Regions from separate parts of the Homo sapiens genome. Here region 1 is linked to region 2. A link is an interaction called in ENCODE POLR2A ChIA-PET data of the cell type or tissue named here. Cell type or tissue: OCI-LY7. All regions are shown on one strand. Each heading gives the region's core, and the rest is flanking DNA. Links, peaks and the distances in the headings are about the cores only.

Evidence for each region. ChIA-PET counts read pairs that join two places held together with the same protein. Peaks named below come from ENCODE experiments on the same cell type or tissue, not always from the same donor. Only the 100,000 strongest peaks of a DNase experiment are listed, where the experiment ranks them.
Region 1: POLR2A ChIA-PET joins it to region 2 with 6 read pairs; 4 of 35 experiments call an interaction of 5 or more read pairs at or near these places.

The regions. Positions count from the first base shown.
Region 1 is chr3:138,173,223-138,176,128 of GRCh38, reverse strand. It overlaps DBR1 (debranching RNA lariats 1), which reads left to right and starts at 1,208. Exons shown (of 8, transcript NM_016216.4): 1 at 1,208-1,530; 2 at 2,503-2,627. The coding sequence starts at 1,334. RefSeq lists an enhancer at 1,293-1,502. In OCI-LY7, for the core only: no CTCF peak of the experiment used is centred there; DNase peaks (open chromatin) are centred at 1,208 and 1,468; H3K4me3 peaks cover 2,087 bases; H3K27ac peaks cover 1,544 bases.
Region 2 is chr3:138,383,278-138,386,183 of GRCh38, reverse strand. All of the region lies in intron 2 of MRAS (muscle RAS oncogene homolog), which reads right to left. Among named protein-coding and RNA genes, the nearest start is that of MRAS, 36 kb to the right of the region's middle. In OCI-LY7, for the core only: no CTCF peak of the experiment used is centred there; no DNase peak of the experiment used is centred there.

The sequences.
Region 1 (2,906 bases), core at 216-2,715, 210 kb after region 2:
AGGCGGAGGTTGCAGTGAGCCGAGATCGTGCCACTGCCTCCAGCCTGGGCAACAGAGTGAGAGACCGTCTCAAAAAAACAAAAAACAAACAAACAAACAAAAAACCCACATTACTTTCAGTGAAAAAAAACCTTAAGTTTATAGGTGACTTCTCAGTAGAAGATAATGCAAGCCAGAAGATAATAGAATGCTATTTTTGAAATGCTTTGTAAAAAAAAAACCACACACACACACACACACACACACACACACACACACTGCTTAACTGGTATTCGGTACTCAGTAAACACACCCTTTATGAATTAAGGTGAAACAAAGACATCTCTTTCTTTCTTTTTCTTTTTTTTTTTTTTAGACGGAGTCTCACCCTGTCACCCAGGCTGGAGTGCAATGGCACGATCTCAGATCACTGCAACCTCTGCCTCCTGGGTTCAAGCGATTCTCCTGCCCCAGCCTCCCAAGTAGCTGGGATTACAGGTGTGCGCCACCACGCCCAGCTAATTTTTTGTATCTTTAGTAGAGACAGGGTTTCACCATGTTGGCCATGCTGGTCTCAAACTCCTGACCTCGTGAGCCGCCCGCCTCTGCCTCCCAAAGTGCTGGGATTACAGGTGTGAGCCAGCACACTGGCTTCTTTTCTTTTCTTCTCTCTCTCTTTCTCTTTTGTCTCTTTTTTTTTTTTTTAGACGGAGTCTCGCTCTGTCGCCCAAGCTGGAGTGCAGGGGCGCGATCTCAGGTCACTGCAACCTCCGTCTCCTGGGTTTGAGGGATTCTCCTGCCTCAGCCTCTGAAGTAGCTGTGATTACAGACGTGCGCTACTGCGCCCAGCTAATTTTTGTATTTTTAGTAGAGACAGGGTTTCACCATTTTCCCCAGAGTGGAAAGAAATTTTTAAACAAACAAATATCTAGAAAAAAATTAATCTGTCGTCGGCCTACACTAAACAAACAGGAAAACTTAAACTGAGCTCTTCAGACAGAAGAAAAATGATTCCAAAGAGAAAAATGGAAATCCAGGAAGAAAAGAGTAAGGATGGAAAGAGTACATTTGTGGATGTATATACAAAAAAATATTGACTGCATAAAACAATAATTAAAAAAAAAGAAAAAAGGAAAAAAAGAAAATAAGTTCCCTGGGATCCCAGAATTAGGTTTGACCTTCCCGGTCCCTCTCTCGCGAGATCTGGAAACCGGAAGTGAATTATTTTGCAGGAGTCTACACCCAGGCGGTGGCTATACTTATTAAAGTTGGCGGGAGCTGAGCGATCAGTCGGTCCTGGGCTGGCTGTGGTGTAGGGCGTTGCAGGCAGCGCTCACCTCCTCAGGCCGGCAGAATGCGGGTGGCTGTGGCTGGCTGCTGCCACGGCGAGCTGGATAAGATCTATGAGACGCTGGCGCTGGCAGAGCGGCGCGGCCCGGGGCCTGTCGACCTCTTGCTGTGCTGCGGCGACTTCCAGGCGGTGCGCAACGAGGCGGATCTACGCTGCATGGCCGTGCCGCCCAAGTATCGTCACATGCAAACCTTCTACAGGTGAGGACGCGGCCGGGCCCGGACTTGGCGGTGGGGGGGTGGGACTGGGTTCCCTCTGCCACTGGCTGCCTGTTTCCCTTAGATCCTGTCTTTGTTCTCTCTGTATCTCTAATTGGTGCCTAACTGAATACAGGGGTGAGGTAGTGGGAGGCGGGAAATGTATTCAGTTCGGTACTGTATTCAGTTAGGTACCAAATTATGTCAGTTTCACTAGCACCCTATCTCATTAGGTGCTTAGGAAATGTCACTTTCCTTCTTTCCATACACATCTTATCCATTTCAAAGGGTGTCGAAGCCTGGGAGGGGATAACCTGGAGGAAGAAGCTGACAGGTTTAGATAGCTACCTTGTACTTGATAGGACTCTGGAATTAGTTCATTCAATGATCCTGAAGTTTTTACTGGGCCCCTGCTATGTGCTTGTTGTGGTTCTAGAAGATGAGGTTATGGCAATGAACTCGAAACAGTTCTTGACTTAATTGAACGGGCACTGACTTGAGGCTCAAGGTGGAAGCTCTTCATTCCTAAGGGCAAGGATGGATACTGGGCAATTCCTTTTTTTTTTTTTTTTTTTTTTCTTGAGACAGAGTTTCGCTTTGTTGCCCAGGCTGGAGTGCAGTACCGCGATATTGACCCACTGCAACCTCCGTCTCCTGGGTTCAAGCGATTCTCCCACCTCAGCCTCCCGAGTAGCTGGGATTACACCCAGCTAATTTTTGCATTTTTAGTAGAGACGGGGTTTCACCACATTGGCCAGGTTGGTCTCGAACTCCTGACCTCAGGGGATCCGCCTGTGTCGGCCATCAAAAGTGCTGGGATTACAGGAGGGAGCCACCGCGCCCAGCCCCAGGCAATTCCTTTTGAAAGAGCTTTTTAACTTTTTATGATGAACTCAGTTTCTTTTTTTTTTTCGGAACTTATTTGCTTTTCTGCTATGCCTAATTGTGGTAACTGACTTTGCTCTTATGTTCTAGGTATTACTCTGGAGAGAAAAAGGCTCCAGTTCTCACGCTCTTCATTGGGGGAAACCATGAAGCCTCAAATCATTTGCAAGAGTTACCCTATGGTGGCTGGGTGGCACCAAACATTTATTATTTAGGTATGTGATTGTGTTTGTGGATACTTTTTTTTCCTGGGATGGAAGAGCTTATCAGGATTTGCGTTAGTTGGACTGTGTCTTGACATGTATGGTGTTTGGAGAATGTCATTAATTTAAATACTTAATCGTGAAAATTTAATTAAGATAGTTAATTATTAAATGGTTGATCATGAAAATATGCCCTTCATCTAGTGTTTTAAGCACTAGCTAATATAATTGCAAAGACCTCACACACTATTTGTAGTCCCTTCATTTTTTCTTACAATTTTTATTGAATTA
Region 2 (2,906 bases), core at 100-2,599:
GTAATTACTGATTTGTTAATCAGCAATACGTGGTTGTACAACTCTGTGAATACACTAAAAACCACTGAACTGTGCGTGTGAATTCTGCATGTGAATTTTATCTCAATAAAAAAAGTTATATGAGGAAAAAAATCAACCCACCTCCCTCCCTGTAAAACACATGTTCCACCTGCCCTCTCGCTAGGGTGGATGACCCAGCTCTGCTCCTAAGACCATCCTCTCCAGCTAAGCACTGGCTCCAGGTCCCTGCCACCTGTTCGAGGACACTGCTAAAACTGTTGTTCCTTCATCATCCTATTCTCTATTGGTTTATTTCCACCAGCAGGTAAATGTGCTGTAATTTCTCTCATCTTAAAACAAAAATACATTGGCCTGGAACAGTGGCTCACACCTGTAACCCCAGCACTTTGGGAGGCCAAGGCAGGTGGATTACCTGAGGTCAGGAGTTCGAGACCAGCCTGGCAACATGATGAAACCCCATCTCTACCAAAAATACAAAAATTAGCTGTGTGTGGTGGCGGGCGCCTGCAGTCCCAGCTACTCAGGAGGCTGAGGCAGGAGAATCGCTTGAACCTGGGAAGCAGAGGTTGCAGTGAGCCAAGGTTGTGCCACTGCACTCCAGCCTGGGTGACAGAGTGAGACTCTGTCTCAAAAAATAATAAATAAATAAATAAATAAATATATATATTTTAAAACTCAAAAATACAATAAAATGAAACAAAAAAATTTACAAATAAAGCTGGGTACAGTGGTTCATTCCTGTAATCCCAATACTTTGGGAGGCTGAGCTGGGAGGATCACTTGAGCCCTGGAGTTTGAGACCAGTCTGGGCAACAAAGTGAGAACCCCGTCTCTACAAAAAATACAAAAATTTGCCAGGCCTGTGGTCCCAGCTACTGAGGAGACTGAGGTGGGAGGACTGCGGGAGGTCAAGGCTGCAGTGAGTCATGATCATGCCACTGAACTCCAGCCTGGGTGACAAAGCAAGACCCTGTCTTTAAAAAAAAAAAAAAAAAAAAAAAAAAAATTACAAATCAAAACCCCGCCCCTTGGCCTCACCTCTCCCTCCCACTACTGTTCATTTCTCTCTTCCTCCTTTCAGAAACGCTTCTTGCCTATCCTCGCTGCCTGCTCCTCCTCTCCACCACTTTCTTGAACCCACTCTAATTAGACTTTCATCTCCAACCACTCCATCAAAACTGATCTTGTCAAGTCACCAATGACCTCCATGTCACTAAATCCAATGGGTGCTTCTCAGTTCCTCATCCTGCTGGGCTCCTGGCCGGTCTCTCATGCAGCTTAGCTGATGGTCCCTGCCTTTGTGAAGCACCTTCTTCACTTGGCTGCAGGATGCCACTCTCCCTTGGTCTTTATCCTACTACAGTGACTGGTCCTGCCCTGTCTCCTCTTCTCCCCAGCCTCTAAACATTGGTGGGTCCTTCTCTAACCGCAGTCACATTCTTGGTGATCTCTCATCCTGCAGCTTTACAGGTCACCACCCAGATTTCTATCCAGCCCACAGGTCTCCCCTCCTACAGGCTTAGATATCCAGCTGCCACCCTGACTTCTACTTGTATGTGTGAAAGGCATCCTGGATTTAACACGTCCAAAATTAGACTCTTGATTTCCCCTCAAAACTTGTTTTTCACTGTTCTTCCTAATCTTGATAAATGTAACTCTATGCTACTGGTTCTTCAGGCCAAAGACTCTTCCCTCTCTAATAACCTCAAATACTCCATCGACAAATCCTGTCGTTTCCTCCTTCAAAACACAACCAGAATCTACCCTTCTCACCACCTCCTCCACCAATGCCCAAGCCCATCATCAGGAGCTTCTTAACTGGTCTTTCCGATTCTGCCATGGTTCCTCTGTGTTCCGTTCACACCAGAGCCAGAGTGAGCTCTTCTCACTCGCCAGGCCAGGAGCGCAGCAGGATAAGGAACTGAGAAGTATCCACGTTTTAAACATGTTAGATCATGTCCTTCCTCTGCTCAAAATCCTCCAATGGCTTCTCATTTACCTACAAAACCCTGTGAGATCAATCCCTTCCAGCTACCTGCCTGACCTCTCTCCTACTAGCTGTGCTCTCACTTGTTCCACACGCTGGCTTCCTAGCTATTCCCCACACAGGCCAGGCACACCCCTGCCTCGGGGCCCTTGCACCTGATACTCCCACTGACTGAGATTCTCTTCCAGATACAGGTGCAGCTTTCTCTTTTAGGTATCTGCTCCAACATTCCCTTATCAGGAAAGCCCTCCTTGACCAGCCAACACAAGACCGTAACCACTTCCCCACTGTGACTCCCTTACCTTGTCTGACCTTCATCACAGCACTTATCACCACCTGACACCATACATATTTGTTTATGCTCTGTCCCCTCACCCCACTAAAATATAAGCTTCATGAGAGCAGGGGCTTTGATTTGCCAATTGCTATGTCCTCAGAGCCCAAAAGAGAGATGGGTACATTAGCAATTATTTGCAGAAGGAATTAGTGAACATATCCAGGTACATAGGACTCAGGGTTCAATTCACACAACTCTGGGCGGAGAGGTATATCCCTAAGTCAGGGGCTCAAGCCTCACTCCTGAACCTCCCTAGACACAGGGACATGTGTCAGTGGCCCCTCATCCATACAGGTGATGGGACCTATTCTTGAAACCATCAAGCCACCTCATAAATAATATAAACCAGACACAGTGGCTCACATCTGTAATCCTAGTGCTTTAGGAGGCCAAGGTGGGCGGATCACTTAAACCCAGGAGTTCAAGGCTGCAGTAAGCTATGATCATGCCACTGCACTCTAGCCTGGGTGGCACGGTGAGACCCTGTGTCTAAAAATAACAATAAAAACAACAATAATATATATCACATTAAAGCAATCACTGCAACAATAGCATCTACTG